Regions from separate parts of the Homo sapiens genome. Here all the other regions are linked to region 1. The links are chromatin contacts, found by Hi-C or POLR2A ChIA-PET in ENCODE. All regions are on one chromosome and are shown on one strand. Each heading gives the region's core, a stretch centred on a gene start or an enhancer-like site at or near the end of the contact. The rest is flanking DNA. Distances are from core to core; before and after follow the strand shown. Region 1 holds the start of SLF2 (SMC5/6 complex localization factor 2). Region 2 holds the start of CNNM2 (cyclin and CBS domain divalent metal cation transport mediator 2). Region 3 holds the start of TAF5 (TATA-box binding protein associated factor 5). Region 4 holds the start of ATP5MK (ATP synthase membrane subunit k).

What was found. Hi-C counts contacts between places; a loop is a spot of excess contacts on that map. ChIA-PET counts read pairs that join two places held with the same protein, here RNA polymerase II (POLR2A). Pooled maps may share reads with other maps.
Region 2: a loop to region 1 is called in a map of B cell, with 22 times the contacts of the local background. The contact joins the promoter of CNNM2 here to the promoter of SLF2 in region 1. A Hi-C loop is called at or near these places in 1 of 168 maps with a recorded cell type or tissue (B cell), 1 of 37 single-sample maps with no recorded cell type and 6 of 50 pooled maps.
Region 3: a loop to region 1 is called in a map of CD4-positive, alpha-beta memory T cell, with 30 times the contacts of the local background. The contact joins the promoter of TAF5 here to the promoter of SLF2 in region 1. A Hi-C loop is called at or near these places in 1 of 168 maps with a recorded cell type or tissue (CD4-positive, alpha-beta memory T cell) and 6 of 50 pooled maps. POLR2A ChIA-PET finds 5 or more read pairs at or near these places in 2 of 52 experiments (GM10248 and PC-9).
Region 4: a pooled map shows a loop between it and region 1 (12-fold over the local background). The contact joins the promoter of ATP5MK here to the promoter of SLF2 in region 1. A Hi-C loop is called at or near these places in 4 of 50 pooled maps.

The regions. Positions count from the first base shown.
Region 1 is chr10:100,911,099-100,915,792 of GRCh38, reverse strand. It overlaps SLF2 (SMC5/6 complex localization factor 2), which reads right to left and starts at 2,830. Exons shown (of 20, transcript NM_018121.4): 1 at 2,543-2,830. The coding sequence starts at 2,682. RefSeq lists enhancers at 2,681-2,730, 2,751-2,820 and a silencer at 3,041-3,310.
Region 2 is chr10:102,916,776-102,920,998 of GRCh38, reverse strand. It overlaps CNNM2 (cyclin and CBS domain divalent metal cation transport mediator 2), which reads right to left and starts at 2,705. Exons shown (of 8, transcript NM_017649.5): 1 at 898-2,705. The coding sequence starts at 2,518. LOC107984265 (a long non-coding RNA gene) reads left to right here and starts at 2,664. Exons shown (of 3, transcript NR_160733.1): 1 at 2,664-2,831. RefSeq lists silencers at 2,030-2,119, 2,730-2,909 and enhancers at 2,379-3,065, 3,066-3,752.
Region 3 is chr10:103,365,915-103,370,435 of GRCh38, reverse strand. TAF5 (TATA-box binding protein associated factor 5) reads right to left here and starts at 2,460. Exons shown (of 11, transcript NM_006951.5): 1 at 1,888-2,460. The coding sequence starts at 2,446. RefSeq lists enhancers at 1,158-1,227, 2,358-2,597, 2,350-2,644 and a silencer at 1,688-2,227.
Region 4 is chr10:103,394,848-103,398,900 of GRCh38, reverse strand. It overlaps ATP5MK (ATP synthase membrane subunit k), which reads left to right and starts at 2,426. Exons shown (of 5, transcript NM_001206427.2): 1 at 2,426-2,492; 2 at 2,869-3,155. It overlaps PDCD11 (programmed cell death 11), which reads right to left and starts at 2,275. Exons shown (of 36, transcript NM_014976.2): 1 at 2,171-2,275; 2 at 373-485. The coding sequence starts at 474. RefSeq lists enhancers at 789-1,289, 1,290-1,791, 2,449-2,698, 2,849-2,938, 2,331-3,163.

The sequences.
Region 1 (4,694 bases), core at 1,581-4,080:
AAAAATACAACTGAGGTTTATATTATTTATAGTACTTAAATAGGTCAGACTGGTGTGTAGACCCAAGGAATTAGTACAGAGTGCTTCTTAAGACTGAAATGTTCACGGCTACATGGTAGAATGCAACATCTTGGGTATCAGCATATGAACCTACTTGTTCTCTGCAGACATTGATACAAAATAATTACTTGGTATCTAAGCACAGCTGCGTTTTAAAATTTAGAATAACAAGCTAAAAAAAAACTCAATAGATGTATGCCAAATGAATAATGGGGATTATAAAAATGGAGTAAAACTTGAACAGACTCTCATAACAAGAGTAGAACAGTAGATGGTAGAATGGCAATACAGGTGATTTGGCTGATCTAGGGAATCAGTTGAAGAGGAGTTTGCTGGACAAGGGCAGAAAAGAAAAATACCAAACTTATGCTACCCTCTTTATACATTAAGATGTTAATCTAAGTAACAGCAGAAATTAGAATGAGTTGTCACAACTAGTTTCAAATTCTTAATTTTTTATCAAAGAATCCTTAAGATAGTTACAAAAATAACACATTGCTTGGGAAAAACACAAGGAGAAAAGGAAGAAAGTTAACAAGAATAACAAAAACCAAATTAATTTTTAAGAATTTCTGTACCGTAAAGACTGGATTTCATTATCTGGCTTAACTAATCAAGTTCTGACATTGGCAATAATGCTAAAGTGAAATAGGAATCCATTACCAGAATTCGTATTCTGATTTGTTCACTGTAGAGTTGTCAGCTGCAAAAAAGGGGATGTTATGATATGCTGAACAAAAAATTAACTTTCTGGTAAATTTTGCTAAAATGTATCATTTTACTGAAAGAGAATAAGCTATAGACTATTGATTTCCCTAAACATTCATCCACTATGAGGTTGGAATGCTCAGTGAAAATTCCAACAATCCAAGTTTCTTGAAGGTTAAGCTTCTTGTACACTTTACTGGTCACATTAGAAGAGCAATGCACATCTTTACTGGTTTACCAAGTCCATCACGCTTGTTTGAGATGCTGGTATAAAAGCTAAGTGCTTATGAGATGAATATGAGTGACGGGCTATGGAAGAATATATGCATTTGTTTACATAAATTATACTAGGCAAATTAACTCCACCAGAGTAAATGTTGGAGGTTCTGCAAAGGGAAGAAGGATGATACCTTGTTATTGATCTTGTTATTGATTGAGGAGAGATGGGAAGGGACCCAGAAGCAGCTCATTTGTTGCACACAAGATAATTCTAAATGCATTTTACTAAATGTAACACTGTATCTCTTCCCTAAAATATTGGACCTCAGACTCCTTTTTGATTAATACACCAGAAAGAGAAAAAATGATTTTGGGTAAAACATACAAGAAACCTGTAAAATAACCATGAATGTAACTTTCAAGAGGTAGGTTCTCTAAGTTCATATGCACACAAAATGTCCACTGCTTATTTAACAACTGGCTTAAAAAAAAACACACACACACACACAATTATAACAGTTTCACAAACCCTTATCTGAACCTTCTGGGGCCAAATGTGTTTTAGAATTCTGAATTTATCAGATTTTAGGAAGGGGATAACTTGGATGTATTATGGAAAGTCCCCAGTGGGGTCTGGTGCTGCAACCTGTAATCAAATCCACTGACATTTCTCCAGCAAAACATGAATATTCACACTTAATGGGATAAAGACCACAAACAGCCTTACATTAGTTTTAGTCAGATCTGGCTGCCCAGTAAGATGTGGTGCCAAACTTACTGAAAACGTTTTGGTTTTCATAGCTTTCTGGCTTTCAGAGTTAAGATAAGGGATTGTGGGCCTGTACCACAGTATTAGTAACATGAATATTGTTAAAACTTAATACAATTTAACTTAAAATAAAAGACAGTACCAAGTTCGTAGGGAATTTAAACATGTTTTATTGTCAGAGGATGTCATTAGATGAAACTCCCCATCTCATTACATAGCTCCCACAAAATCTTTACAAAAAAATTAGCCTCTTGGAGAGGCGTGAAGTTACTGAAAGAGAAAACACGTCACATTCCAAATCTGCAAGTTCTTTTAAGTATGAACTAGCGTGCACGCTGGACTACAAAGTAATTCGTGGAAGGGATTCCCTCATCACAGGTTACATAATTTCACCCACAACATAGAAAAGGTTTATATTACTAAACCACTAGGATCAGTAGAACTGACAACGTACAGAAAACGATCTAAATATGCATTAAGCAGTTAGGGTCCCGGGTCAAACTCTTGCAAAGGAAAAAAATCACTTTCTTTCTACCTAAGGCGGGTTCTCCGTAGCTGTCCAGGCTGGTGGTCACTAGACCAAGAGCAGCTGCCCAACTACAGAGAAGCAAACTCCAACTCCCAGTAGCCCCTGCGCGGAGGCGGGGCGGGGATTTGCCAGGCCCCGAAATGCCAACGCCTGAGCTCGCGGAGGATGGCGGGAACTGGAAGAGCGGCGGTCTGCAGCCCTCCCCTCATACCCTTGCCCCCGCGACCCGGCCCCTTCTCAAGCCCTCTGCACGGTACCTGTCCCCAGGACTCTCTGTTCTCTTTCCCGCTGCAGCATGGGCGGTACTACCGGGTCTCAGATGGCAGCGCGGGGGCGACGACCCCGGGGCTGGGGATGAGGGGAAACCTGGCCTAGCGGGCATGCAGCGCCTTGTCATGTCGGCGCCGCTGGCGACGGCGGCATGAGCCGTGGCTGGAGAAGTTGGGTGCGTGGTTGCCGTCTTGCTGCTGGGACTCCGGGAGGCTGTCGGAGCAGAGGTGGGCGGCACCCCCTTCTCTCTTCATGGCGGTTCTCTCTTCGGAAGTGACTCCGGCGTGAGCGGGAAGGAACCTGGGGACCAGTAAGGGGCGGGTCTTACTTCATGAATCACGTCTTGATTGGCTGGCACGGTGGTCATTTCGGTGGTGGCGCAATAGGAAGCCGCAGCCTCTCTGGAGAAGGCGGGGCTTGGGGACGGGGGAGGAAGAAACCTCCCCCTCCCACCCCGTCACATGCACTGAGGGCGCGCGCCTCTGGTCCCGGCCGCCTCGGCCTTGGCCGGCGCGCGGGGGCGGAAAGGCGCGGGCAGCAGCTGGCGGACAGCTGACGACACCCGCCTGGTTGAAGGCGAGGGGTGAGGGTTTGCTGAAGCAAACCGGAGCCCGGCAGCTGCCTTCGTTGAGGATGGCCAACACTTGGGCTTCCTGTGTCACACAATTGTGCCTCAGAAATCCGCAGCTGTTCATTACATCGTCTCTTTAACAGCTTAGGCCAAAGTGCCATAATACTGTCACAATTTGCTGAGGGATCTGCACAGCGCGATCCGAAGACTTGTCCATTCTACGACGGTTCTTGTTGAGTGTCAGCGGTAGATTATTTTTTTGTCTTTAAGAAGAAGAAAAAACCCCCAAAAAACTCCATTGGAATAAAGACAGTTGTTAATCCACAAAAGCATTTTGTTTCTCATGAGTTACCATGAAGTCTCTGCAGCCGACTTCCTTGGAGATTTTTTAAAGGAACACAAGGTCAGCTTTCAGTTTTCCATGTTAAGCGTGGGCAGCATAGATAAGTAAAAGCTGCCTGCAATCTCCAACCCTCCTTTGTAAAGGGCTTGTGCTCTGGAGGCTGTTAGCCATGGTTTTCCTTATAAACCGAGAGACTGGTCAGTATCTCTGAACCTCAGCCTCCACATCTGTAAAACGGGCATTTTACTCACTTTTCTGGGTAATTGTAAACCATAAAAGGATAAAACAGTGTACACTGCACAGTTCAGATTCTCTCATGTAACAGGTACAGAGCAAATTATAGTTCCCTTTCTTCCCCAGATAGATTCCTACAGCGAATTTTACTTCTTTACAAAATCTTCCAGAGACAGGTCAAATACTGTTGCAATAACTGTTAACAACCAAAATATCAATTTCAAGATGTCCAAGCTTTAATTGACAGAGTTATTTAATCAGTTGGATGGAAAAAAATCTTAAATGATATAAAATAATTTGGACGGGTCTTTCAAGTTTATTGTATAGAAATTGAACTATTGGCCTGATACAGTTGCTCACATCTATAATCCCAGCAGTTTGGGAGGCCAAGGCAGGTGGATAGCTTGAGCCCGGGAGTTGGAGACTAGCCTGGGCAACATAGCAAGACCCTGTCTCAAAAATAAATTAATTAATTAAAATTTAGAAAAAACGAAATTGAACTGTTCTGGTCACTAAGCATGCCTGACTGACTCCAAGTTCACCTCCTTTTCCCTTCCCCTTTAGTCCCCGGGAGGAAGAATTAATAAGGAATAAAGTGGACAAAAAGCTGGCAAAGTAGAGGGTCGAAGGTAAACAGTGAATATACAGGTTTCACATTCACCCCAAAAGCACATATGTACAGCTGTATACTAGCTAATGGTGGCGGAAGAAGGGAAGTGCCAAAATAGAGGGTACTTTTCTGCTCCTAATAGCGGAGAATTTACTATACGTAACATTGTTTTTTACATAAAAAAACATGATACTCAAAATGTGTTGAATGACTTACACATTTGCATTTTACATGTATTATTTCCTATCTCTTAGTGCTTTCTGTTGGATGTTTTTACACTAGGAAGTTTCTGTACTATAACAGAGCACATCTACGAAACATTTAATCCGATTCATTTCCTTGCATGCCTAATCGATAAAGAGTAATGCATAAAAACACGTT
Region 2 (4,223 bases), core at 1,456-3,955, 2.0 Mb before region 1:
AAAAAGAACACGTTAAACTGAAAGAGTCAAGAAATAAATAAGCCCCAATAGAGGGATTCATCCCACTGTTAAAGGTTCAAGCTTTCTGCCAAAATCACACTTGGTTTGGGCAACTGTAACTGTTGTCAGATAAATGTAAACAAATAGTGAAGAAGGCTACGGGACATACAGCCTCTTCACAAAAGGCTGGCTAACCTCTAATCTTTCCAAGTTACATATTAATAACTTTAATTTAAAACAACAACAACAACTCTTTTCTAGCTAAGAGAAGTCACATCCAAAATGGGTGATTTTTTTTGGCGATACTTAGTTTACCCCACCCCTTACCCTCAAAGGCAGACCTCAATCTTCCCCACAAGTTGCCAGGCAAGCAGGAACAGAAGCTATAGAAAATGTACTTCGATCTTTGAAAGGCCAGTGTGGATGTTTAAGGAGGAGAAAAAGGACTGCACTGGGTTTACAAAAGCTAGTTACATGTTTTCCAAATGCCTGTGATTAAAGTCCACCAAATGGCATGGCATCAGCCAGCCCCTACCTTCACCTACTCACTGAGAACCCAGACAATGAAGGCGGCAGACCCCTCAAGAACAGAGGCCCACACACGGGACCAAAAAAAAAAAAATAAATAAGTGTCATGCACAGAAATTACACAGCCTGCTTTTTGATAATGGGAAAAAGTAAGTGATGGCAGTCTTGTGCTTTAAAATAACCTAGTAGCACTTACTAGTTCAATCCATCCCCAAATCCACGCCACCCTTTCAACTTTGCAATTAAGAGGGAGAAGGAGAAATCCCGGTCAACTCGCCTTGGGGGGTTGGTCTGAGGGTAGAGGACTCAAGTAGGGAGGAGGATGGAGAGAGAAAGAGCAAGCCAATGAAAGAGACCAAAATTTCCCACCTTTCTTAAATTCTTCCAGCATAGCGTCCAACTTGGTGTCATTGAAAACAAAGTGCAAGGGGTGGTTATAAAATTTGGTGATGGTTTTCAGGGGGGTACAGTCATCGGGATCCACGAAGGCCAAGTCTTTGACAAACAGCAGGTCCACGATATTGGAGCGCTCCCCTTCAAACACTGGAATGCGGGTGTAGCCGCTCTCCATGATCTCAGACATGGTGTTGAAGTCCAGGATGGCTTCGCCGGTGATCATGAAGCAGTCCCGGAGTGGGGTCATCACGTCCTCCACCGTCTTGGTGCGGAGCTCCAGCGCCCCTTGGATGATGTTCAGCTCCTCCTTAACGAGGTCGTTGTAGGGATCGGTGACCCGGAGCATCTCCAGCAGTTTTTCCCGGTTATAGACGGTGCCTATCTCCTGGCCCAGGACGCAGTCCAGCAGCTTGCTGACCGGGTAGGAAGCGGGGAAGGTCATCATCATGAAAAACTTGGTGAGGAAGATGGTGTTGGCCCCCACAGCCAGGCCATGCCGGGAGCAGATGGCCTGGGGCACGATCTCTCCGAAGATGACGATACCGATGGTGGAGACTACCACGGCCACGAGGCCCGAGCCGGCGATGTCGTCGAGCAGGATGGTGAGCGTGGTGTTGACCAGCACGTTGCCCAGCAGCAGTGAGCACAGCAGGTAGTTGCCCTGCCTGCGCACCGGCTCGATGCGCTTGGCGTAATTCTTCTCCTTCTCCGTGCCGCAGTTCTGCACGATGCGCAGCTCCATCGGGTCCAGGGCCATGAGCCCCAGGTTGAGGCCGCTGAACATGCCCGACAGGCACAGCAGCAGCGAAATGAAGATCACCTGCAGCCAGAAGGGCAGCAGGAACTTCTTCTCTTCGCCTACGATCATCTTGGTGTCCTCGCCGTCGTGGTAAATCCAGGTGGTCTCGGCCCACGGGGGCGGCGGGAGCCCGGCCACCCCCGAGCCACCCTTGCCCCCGACGGCGCCACCCGTGGACCCCGAGCCGCCGGCGCCCAGGGCGGGCGTGGAGAGCGACGTGCACAGGTAATAGGACTTGCTCTTCTCCATCTTGCGTAGCGGTTTGATCTCGATCTCGATGATGCCCGAGGTGCGGCGGTTGAGAATGATGTGGGGCAAGATGATGATGTCTGAGGTGCGGATGCCGCATCGCTGGGGGCCGCTGTCCGGCTCTGGCGGCGCGGGGCCCCCCAGCCCGCGCTCCCCCGGGCTGTGGCGCCGCCGCTCGTGCTCGGTGAAGGCGATGCGGGACCACGTCTCGTTATTGATGTTCTGCCCGTACACCCGCAGCTTGACCCGGGTCCGTTCGCTCACCCGCAGCGCCCCCCCTTCCATGAACGACACGTCGTTCGTGTCCTCCAGTCGCAGCCCGATGATCACCGTCTCCTCATTCTCGCCCACCGCTGCGCAGCCGCCCGCACCGCAGCAGCAGCTCAGCAGGAGCAGCGGCAGCAGCCGCCCCGCAGCCGCCTGCAGGATCCCCCGGCCGCGAGCGCTGAGGCTGCGGCGCGCCGCCATCTTCCAAGTGGGCAGTGCGGCGGCTGCCTGCCCGCCCGCCATCTTTACTTTGGGTTCACAAGCGCCACAGCCAATCATAGGGTGGCTGCTCCAGCTGCGGCTTCATCCTTTCAACCCGGCGGCGCGAGCGCAGGTACCGGCCCCTGGGCGAGACTGCAACGGAGCGTCCGCGGCCAGTGCTCAGCAGTTCGCCTCCCTGACTGACACTGACTCCACCTCAGCCAGCTGAGGAACCCCGAGGCTCGCGGGAGGGAAAGAGGGAGGGAGAGGAGCGCCGGCTGCTCCCGCGAGAGGCAGGCCGACCAGCCAATCACAAGCGGGTGCCCGCCCTCCCAGCCAGGGGGCTGGAATGGGGGCGTGACCGTGTGCCGCTCCGCGGACCAATGGCAAGGTAAGTGGGTGGGGCGACGAGAGCCACCGTCCCCGTCTGCACGCCAAGTTTCCAACTGAAAGGCGCGTGACTCTTGTGTATGTGCGAGGGGAGGGGGCGTGGCCATCTGGGACTCGAGAGCCAGTCAAAGATGAGAGCTGAAGAAAAAGGGGCGTGGCATCCGTCCTGCTGCCAATGGGAAGGAGCCGTCCCTGGGGCCCGCGCTCCCCAGGGGCCCCTGTAGTAGATCCCGGAGCCTGGACCGGCCAGGTTTGGACTAAAGCCCTGCGGCGCAAGGCGGCAGGTTCCCGGTGCACCGGTTACTGGCTCTCCAGTTCTCAATTCGTAGGCACAAAGCCGCGCGCCCTCCTGCCCCGGAAGCCCGAGAAGCCAACTAGAGGCGGCTTGGGATGCACACAGCCTAAAAAGCCGGGGCACCGGCCGCTGTCCCCAACTCCACCTGCGCGGCGCTCCGCCGGGGTAAGCGGCGTCGGTGGCCCCGGCACAGCTGCGGACCAGCAGTCCTCGCGCCTCGAGACTCCTAGGGTACGGGCTCTCTGCGGCTCGCGATCACGTGGCGCCACCTGCGGGCAGCATGAGCGCCCTGCAACGCTTTCCAGGTCGGCGGCGTACCCCAAAAGGTGTGCAGAAGTTACGGATGGAGCGGTCAGGGGGACAGTTCCCCAAATTTCCTAGTCATAGAACCCCTACATATTATTGCTAGGAGTATATACTTCCTAGACCTTTTCCCATATTTACAGAGTGGGAAGGGCCCCGAATCTGTATTCCCAGCAGGAATTCAGGCAAGTTAAGGAAATGGGAGGGGGCAAGCATCCTAAACAGACCCACAGAGGCTCATTCTTAATCACACTGACCAAACTCTGCTAGGGTCTTAGGTCACTCAAGAGCAAAAAGTTCTGGAAACCTAGCTCCCCAGTACTCCCAACGTCACCTGGAGGTGACGAGGTAGCAGAGTAGCTGCCAAATTGGTCTTTTCCTTGAAACTTAAAACATTCAGGCCGGGCGTTGGTGGCTCACGCTTGTAATCCCAGTACTTTGGGAGGCCGAGGCGGGCGGAGCATGAGGTCAGGAGATCGTAGACCACGGTGAAACCCCGTCTCTACTAAAAATACAAAAAATTAACCGGGCATGGTGGCGGGCGCCTGTAGTCCCAGCTACTCGGAGAGGCTGAGGCAGGAGAATGGCGTGAACCCGGGAGGCGGAGCTTGCAGTGAGCCGAGATCGCGCCACTGCACTCCAGCCTGGGTGACACAGGGAGACTCCGTATCAAAAAAAAAAAAAGAAAAAAAAGAAACTTAAAACATTCAAAATGTTTAATGTTTCTCTACCTCTTTTGTATTCTACAAGCACATCCCGCGCCCCCCTACCACCGCTTTTGTAAATGCATCAAAC
Region 3 (4,521 bases), core at 1,211-3,710, 2.5 Mb before region 1:
GAGAATCGCTTGAACCTGGGAGGCGGAGGTTGCAGTGAGCCAAGATCACACCACTGCACTCCAGCCTGGCCGACAGAGCGAGACTCAGTCAAAAAAAAAAAAAAAAAAAAGCCTCATAACCACTCATTTAATAGAGAGAGAAAATTCAACATGAGAATGACCTGCCTCCTGACAATATTAATGTAAAAAAAAAATTTTTTTTTTGAGACAGAGTCTCGTTCTATCACCCAGGTTGGAGTGCAGTGGCGCAATCTTGGCTCACTGCAACCTCAGCCTCCCGGGGTCAAGTGATTCTCCTGCCTCAGCCCCCCAAGTAGCTGGGATTACAGGCATGCGCCACCACGCCCGGCTAATTTTTGTATTTCTAGTAGAAAGGGGGTTTCGCCATGTCGGCCAGCCTGGTCTCAAACTCCTGACCTCAGGTGATCCACCCGCCTCAGCCTCCCAAAGTGCTGAGATTCACAGGCATGAGCCACGACGCCCGGCCAATACGAAGGTAAAAAAAATTAAAAACTAAAAAAATAATGACAATCAGCATCACACAAGTAAATGCAGCAAAGACAAAAAGGTCTGTCCAATGCCCATGCCTAAACACATGGCTCTCAAGCTGCCATATGTCAATACTCCTTAGAAGCACTTATTCAAAAGTGAAGATTCCCAGATTCCACCTCTAGAGGACCTGATTCACTAAGTCTGAAGTGATGCCCAGGAACCTGCATCCTCCAAAGACTTAACACTGGTGGTACTCAGCCCATATATATTTTTAAAATTTCAGCCGGGTGCGGTGGCTCATGCCTGTAATCCCAGCACTTTGGGACGCAGAGGTGGGTGCATCACGAGGTCAGGAATTCAAGACCAGCCTGACCAATATGGCGAAACCCCATCTCTACTAAAAATATATTTTTAAAAATTAGCCGGGCGTGGTGGCGCGTGCCAGTAGTCCCACCTATTCGGGAGGCTGAGGCAGGAGAATCGCTTAAATCTGGGAGGCAGAGGTTGCAGTGAGCTAAGATCACGCCACTGTACTCCAGCCTGGGCGACAGAGCAAGACTCCGTCTCAAAAAAAGAAAAAAAGAAAAAGAAAAAAAATTCAACTTTTAGCTGAGATTCAGGGGGTACATGATGTGCAGGACTGTTACAAGGGTATATTGTATGGCGGCCGGGCGCGGTGTCTCACGCCTGTAATCCCAGCACTGTAGGAGGCCGAGGCAGGTGGATCATCTGAGGTCAGGATTTCGAGACCAGCCTGACCAACATGGTGAAAGCCCGCCTCTACTAAAAATACAAAAATTAGCCGGCCGTGGCAGTAGGAGCCTGTAGTCCCACCTACGCGGGAGGCTGAGGCAGGAGAATTGCTTGAACCCGGGAGGCGGAGGTTGCAGTGAGCCAAGATTGCGCCACTGCACTCCAACCTGGGCAACAGAGCAAGTTTCCGTCTCAAAAAAAAAAAAAATCTATAAAGTATTTATCAACACATCTTTTAAGAGGAACTAAAGAAATAAAGAGAAAATAAAGTACTTACAGTACTTAAAGTACGCTAGTACGAAACTGTACAAACACTGTTAGTGTCATGCGGACCTGCCCAAGGCTCAAAAGCCCAAATGAAAGGAAAGGGACCAAGAGCGTGAAGATCCCGCCTCTCCGCGCTCACCTTCCCCATACATCCCTCTGCTCAACAGCTCTCCTCAGCTTCTCACTGGAACTGACAGCTCGGAAGGGGGTTTGACTGCGCAGCCCGCGCACTAGAGAAAGGGGCGGGCATGTGGCCCTAGAGGCGGGCCCAGGAAATTCAAAACAAGCCCGCAGAGGTGCAGGCCTGCCAGCCCCTGCCTTACCGGCTTGCTCCCCTTCGCGGCGGCCGTACCTACCCGGGACCCCACGGCTCACCTTTACCCGGAGCCGCAGGACCTGAGGCTGAACCTGAGACGACCGTGGCCCCCGAAGCGCCAGTGCCCGGAGGGTCGGGGGCCGCAGGGCCAGGGGCCGAGGCGGTCACCCGGCTGAGAAGCGCGCTGGTCACCTCAGCGCCGGCGCTGTCCACCTCTCCCGGGGCTCCGGAGCCCGCCACTGCCTCCTCCAGCAGCCCGGCCTCACGGCGCAGCGCCTCTTCGGCCTCGCGGAGTTTGCTCTGCCGTAGGAACTGCAGCACGGCCAGTAGAGTCTGTCGGTCATGCGGAGCGCCGGCGTCCGGAGCAGCGGCGGGCACCGGGGCCGCCCCCGCCGGGGCAGCGGCGGAGACAGCCACCGTGGGCTTGGGGGTCCCGCCATCCCCGCCAGTGGACGACGACGCCGCAACGTTCCCGCCGCCGCCGTTGGGGCCGTTGTTGGTAGTGCCGCCGCTACCCTCGCCTGCGCCGTCCCCCGCCTGCGGAGGTAGCAGCGTTGGCGGTCCCTCAGGCTCTAGCTTGACCGCCACCTCCGTCTGCTCCTCCGCCAGCGCCGCCATCTTGCGGCTGAGCCACCTCGCGCCGTCAAGCGTGATTGCATTTTCGCCACATGGAGGGCGGGGAGGAGCATTTCACGACAACTCTAGTAGGCCATTTACGGCAGTAGGAGGAGCGAAAAGGAAGGAGAAACGGAATAGGAAAGAGAGCAACTTTCAAAACCGAGCGAAAGAAAGGCAGGAAGTGGGCATTGGTGACCACCTATTACATTTGCCTGAGAATAATTGCCATTTATTGCAGGCCAGCTATATTTAGGCATTATGATAGATGTTTTACATTATGTGATCTCCTTCAATTCAATAATCTTTTTCTTTTTTCTTTTTTTTTTTTTTGAGACGGAGTTTCGCTCTTGTCGCCCAGGCTGTTAAGCGATTCTCCTGCCTCAGCCTCCCCAGTAGCTAGGATTACAGGCATGCGCCACCACGCCCTGCTACAATTAAATAATCTTATGAGGTAATATTATCCCCACCTCGCAGATGGCTCAGTTGAAACCAAGAGAGGTTAAATAACTTACCAGAGGCAAGAAGAAAGTCCAAATGTCAACATTCGAATCCACGTATTTAACTCAAAAACATATACCATTTGCCAGAGGGAGGCTTCCGAGATACTGGTAGTTTTACATTTTGACCTGAATAGTGCTTACTTTTTTTTTTTTTTTGTCATTTTTACTTTTGTAAAAGTTAATCGAGCTGCATGCATTACATTACATTTATTTATTTATTTAACTTTTGAGACGGAGTGTCGCTCTGTCGCCCAGGCTGGAGTGCAGTGGCCCGATCTCAGCTCACTGCAATCTCTGCCTCCTGGGTTCAAGCGATTCTCCTGCCTGAGCCTCCCGAGTAGCTGGGATTACAGACGTGTGCCACCACGCCCGGCTAATTTTTGTATTTTCAGTAGAGACAGGGTTTCGCCATGTTGGCGAGGCTGGTCTCCAACTCCTGACCTCAGGTGATCCACCGGCCTCAGCCTCCCAAAGTGCTGGGATTACAGGCGTGAACCACTGCGCCTGGCCCGTATACATTACATTTCAATAAAAAGTTTTTAACGCCAGGTGCGGTGGCTCACGCCTGTAACCCCAGCACTTTGGGAGGCCGAGGCGGGCGGATCATGAGATCAGGAATTAGAGACCAGCCTGACCAACACGGCAAAACCCCGCCTCTACTAAAAATACAAAAAATTAGCCAGGCATGGTGGTGCGCCCCTGTAATCCCAGCTACTCGGGAGGCTGAGACAGAAGAAGAGCTTGAACCCGGGAGACGGAGGTTGCAGTGAGCCGAGATCCCGCCACTGCACTCCAGCCTGCGCGACAGTACGAGACTCCGTCTCAAAAAAAAAGTTTTTAAATACCAGAATGTTGTGGTTGTGAAATATGTACGTTATGTATTCATGCTATTATCCGTTATTACAAATAAACCATTTTAATTGTATATTTAAAAATCATGGCCACACGCAGTGGCACATACCTGTAGTCCCAGCACTTTGGGAGGCCGAGGCGGGTGGATCACCCGAGGTCAGGAGTTCGAGACCAGCCTAGCTAACATGATGAAACGCCATCTCTACTAAAAATATAAAAATTTAGCCAGGTGTGGTGGCGGGCACCTGTAATCCCAGCTACTCGGGAGGCTGAAACAGAGGAATCACCTGAACCCAGGAGGCGGAGGTTGCAGTGAGCCGAGATCGCACCATTGCACTTCAGCCTGGGCAGCAAGAACAAAACTCCGTCTCAGGAAAAAAAAAAAAAAAAAAAAAAATCATATATGCCATTTTGCAATGTGCTTCATAGGTTATAAAACCCTCCTGCATATTTTATCTCATTGGAAACTTGTAACTCTGTGGAATAGGTACAGACGAGAAAAGTGAGCCTGAGACATTGGGAAAATCTAGCACAGCCGTTCAAGTTATTGGTTTTGAGGTCTTACCAGCGTCCTTTGACCCTGCTTACTTTTAAAAAATATTTTATTTTATTAATTAGAGATCTGAAGCCTTACTATATTGCCTAGGCTGGCCTTGAACTCCTGGGCTCAAGCAGTCTCTCACCTCAGCCTCCCAAGTAGCTGAGACTACAGGCACAGACCAC
Region 4 (4,053 bases), core at 1,177-3,676, 2.5 Mb before region 1:
CTAGGACTACAGGTATACTACCATGCCCAGCTAGTTTTGGTATTAGTATAGACGGGGTTTCACCATGTTGGCCAGGCTGCTCTTGAATTCCTAGCCTCAAGTGATCCGCCTGCCTCGGCTTCCCAAACTGCTGGGATTACAGGCATGAGCCACTACGCCCAGCTAATAACAGTACTTTAATACTAAATGCCAAGCTTCAAAAGATACAGCCTTGTGGTGGTATGGCCTCTCTAAATGAGTTAAATTTATAGAAGTAGACTTCAATGCAAAAAAAATCTGGAAAAATAACACATTCTCAAATAAGGCTCATTTTTCACAAGACACTACAGTAAAAGTTTCCAGTGAGTGTCACCAAACAAGCATACTACTTACATCAAATAAGTTGTCTTGTTCAACTGACTGCTGGAAAGCTTTCTCTGGTTTGTGGATCTTTCTTGTACCTCCTCGGGGGAAGCTTTCTTCCAGGTTTGCCATGTTTGGGTCTCCTAAAAACAATGCAAAGGATAATGGTGACATGTTGTCTTGGTAGCAGATTTCAGAAAGGTGTTATCAACGGGCAAGAGACAGAACGTTCCAGCAATATGCTAGACAACATTCAGGACTACAACATAGATGGTTTAGATGTCAGGCCCGGAATAATCCATACTTCATCTTTCCAAAGGTCTCTGCTTCAAAACCACAAGTCCACCCACCTTCTTCCAGAAAAAGAAGTTATAGATTCAATGTAGCACATACTCACTAAGAAGCTACAGTTAAGTCAGAGATACACTGTAGCTCTACAGATGAATATATAATCCTCTGCCTTCAAAGAACATGCACACTTTTTGGAAGATAAAACAATTATGCAAGTAACTTAAAATGCAAATCAGATTATAAATGATCACAAAGATGTAGGAAGGGATAAGGCAATGTAGGAAGGGATAAGTAAAGGAGGCAAGCTTCATAAAGAAGATCTTTTTTAGCTTAAGGGTAAAAGATGAACAGAAGCTTGACAGGTAGAAAGGGAATGTGAGAAAAGACATGGATGGGAAAAGCCTATTATTTCAATAAACACCAGCAATTTCCCTATCAAACAACTGCTCAAAGGCTTGCTGTTGTCTCTGAGGAATTATTCAACTAGACCACTGGGAGATTAAAGCATAAAAATTGAAGTTAAATTTTAAAGAAGGCCGGGCACCATGGCTCACACCTGTAATGCCAGCACTTCGGGAGCCCGAGGCGCGTGGATCATCTGAGGTCAGGAGTTCGAGACCAGCATAGTCAACATGGCGAAACCCCGTCTCTACCAAAAACGCAAAAATTAGCCGGGCGTGGTGGCCTGCGCCTAGTCCCAGCTACTAGGCAGGCTGAAGCGTGAGAATTGCTTGAGGCCGGGAGGCGGAGGTTGCAGTGAGCTGAGATCATGCCGCCGCACTCCAACCTGGGAGACAAAGTGAGACTCTGTCTCAAAAAAATTAAAGGAGAAGTTGGGCTTTTTTGTGGAAGACCTTGAATTAGATATGGGTAGTTTGCTTTGGCAAGTCAGAGACTTAAGCAGGGAAAGCGAGAGAACAGTAAGCAAGAAAAATATACTGCAGGCTATAGATTGGACATGAAGAGAGACAGTATTGAAGGCAAGTAAATTCGGTAGAAGGATTCAAATGCACTGTTTCCTGTTATCTCAGTGACAGAAAAAAAAAAAAAAAAAAAGGATTCAAATGCAGTACAGCAGAGAAACCATGAGAACCAGAACTGGGTATAAGTGAAAACAGAAGACAGGAGAGGTTAGTTCTGACAGACACTTGGTAATAAGACTCTACAAGGGCTTTAGACTAAAGAAGTGATGACCGGGTGGGGCCAAGGATATGGAATCAGGGATGGGTATATGATTCATAGAAACAGGAAAGTTTGGGGGGTCTAGTTTGCTGATAATTTCACCCTTAATTTCCTTTCAAGCAAGGGGAAACTGAGGCTCTGAAAAGTAAGGCGATCCAGGGGCACAGAAGATACTTAGGCTACTTTCCGAACACAAAGCCTGGGGTTACAGGGGCTGCTACAACAGAGCCGGCTTCGAAGCGGGGCTAAGGTGGCCGAACCACACTCATCTAGCGTGTGCCTGGCAGGGAACCAGGCCTGGGACAGACCTGACAGCCATGAGGTTTCCTCCTTTTTCGCCTCTGCCTTTACTCACCAGCGCCACGGCGTCTGCACCCAGCTACCACTAACCTCGCGCCGCGGTACTCACACACGCGGAGACCAGGATACCCACAGTCCAGTGCAATTCTTCCGGAAGTGTGGGCGGGCTCAACACCCTACTTCCGTTGCTGTGTTGCGGAGGTGACCTAGAGACAGGAATCGGAAGGGCGGGATTTGGAGCCATAGCCAATCGTCGCATTAGGCCGAATCGCGGGGGCCGGCTAAACGCGTGCGGGGGAGGTGGCTTCTTCCGGCCGGGCCGAGAGGTGGTTACATTCGTTGAAGGACACCAGCTGCGGAATTTGCGGCTTTGGCAGGTGGGTGAAGAGGGGAGTCCGGGCTTGGACCTGGCGCCTGCACGTTGCAGGACCGCCCGCCGTTTCTGGCCGAGGAGCAACTCGAGTTCTTAGCTTTGGAGGAGAGAAACGGTGGGGAATGGGAAAGGAGCTAGAAAAAACGAGGGGCGCAAGGGGGCGGCCAGCGGGTGAGAAGCCTCGAGGTGAGGCGGATAGGTGCGCCCAAGGGCTCCCACAGTTTCCGAAGACCCTTAGATTGCATTCGCCAGTGGAGAAAAATGAGGCCCTCCGCGAAGCGTCCCTCGAGGTCACCCAGTGACGTAATATTGGACGAGGACTAGGGCTTCTGATCCCCATCACCGGCCGAATTAACCTCTTTTCTTCTGTATGTCCATAGCTGTTTGTTCCCACCGAGCTGTGCTTTAGGAAGCTGGCCAGCCGGGCCTCCTTTAGGTGCGCTGCAGCCTTTTTCAAAGCGAGTGAATGTGGCCCGGCCCCTACAGTTCGCCAGGCCCGCTGTAAAAGGGTTAGATTTCAGTCTATAGACGATCAGTGGGAAGGCCTTTCCTAGGAGGTAACCAGAACAGAGAGCTGTAAACTCCGTGAATGCAAGAGGCTGCTTCTGTTACCTGAGTGGTTCTCACTCATCTTTGCCTTCCTTACCTCGTGATCTCACCATTCCAGGTAGGTGTTAAGTTAGAAAGGAAAATAGCAATATCGAGGAACAGAGAAAGTAACAAGAGCTACTGGTCACTTTGGACCTTTAATAAAGTGCCCATCTCACAGGTGGAGAGAGGCACGGAAGGATTAGTTACATTTAAGAGCAGTTAGTGGCCGGGCGCGGTGGCTCACGCCTGTAATCCCAGCACTTTGGGAGGCCGAGGCGGGTAGATCACCTGAGGTCCAGAGTTCGAGACCAGCCTGAGTAGTATGGTGAAACCCCGTCCCTACCAACAATACAAAAATTAGCCGGGCGTGGTGGCGCGCGCCTGTAGTTCCAGCTACTCGGGAGGCTGAGGCAGGAGAACCGCTTGACCCCGGGAAGCGGAGATTGCAGTGAGCTGAGATCGCGCCACTGCACTCCAGCCTGGACGACAGAGCGAGACCTTGTCTCAAGAAGGGCAGTTAGCAACTTAATTAAAACATACCACCGTTTAACAACATTAAATCACAACTAGGAGTCTTACAAAGGGCACTGTAAACACAAGGGTTCCTTTATCTTTGCCCTAAAGTAACCTGCACCGTGCTGAAGAGTGCAGAACCAAATTTTTCGACCTTACTCCATTATCTCACCAGCAACAATCCCGTTCCCCATTTGGCCCTCCATTTGAGCCTCTCAAGAGTCCTCCTCCTTTAAGACCCAGACTAACTTGAGTGATTGATTTCAGTTCTTGAACCATGCACTTCCCTGCAATCAGAATTAGTCTTCTGTGGGATATCACAAAACATCAGCCTTCCTCCCATATTGTGTGTAAATTAAAGGGAAATTTAAAGCGCTGTAGTATTGTTGGGCATATCCTCCTAAAAAGTTTAGTTAGATGTAATGTAGTGGAGGTTTTCGTTAATGGTCAAAGTGAAGCCC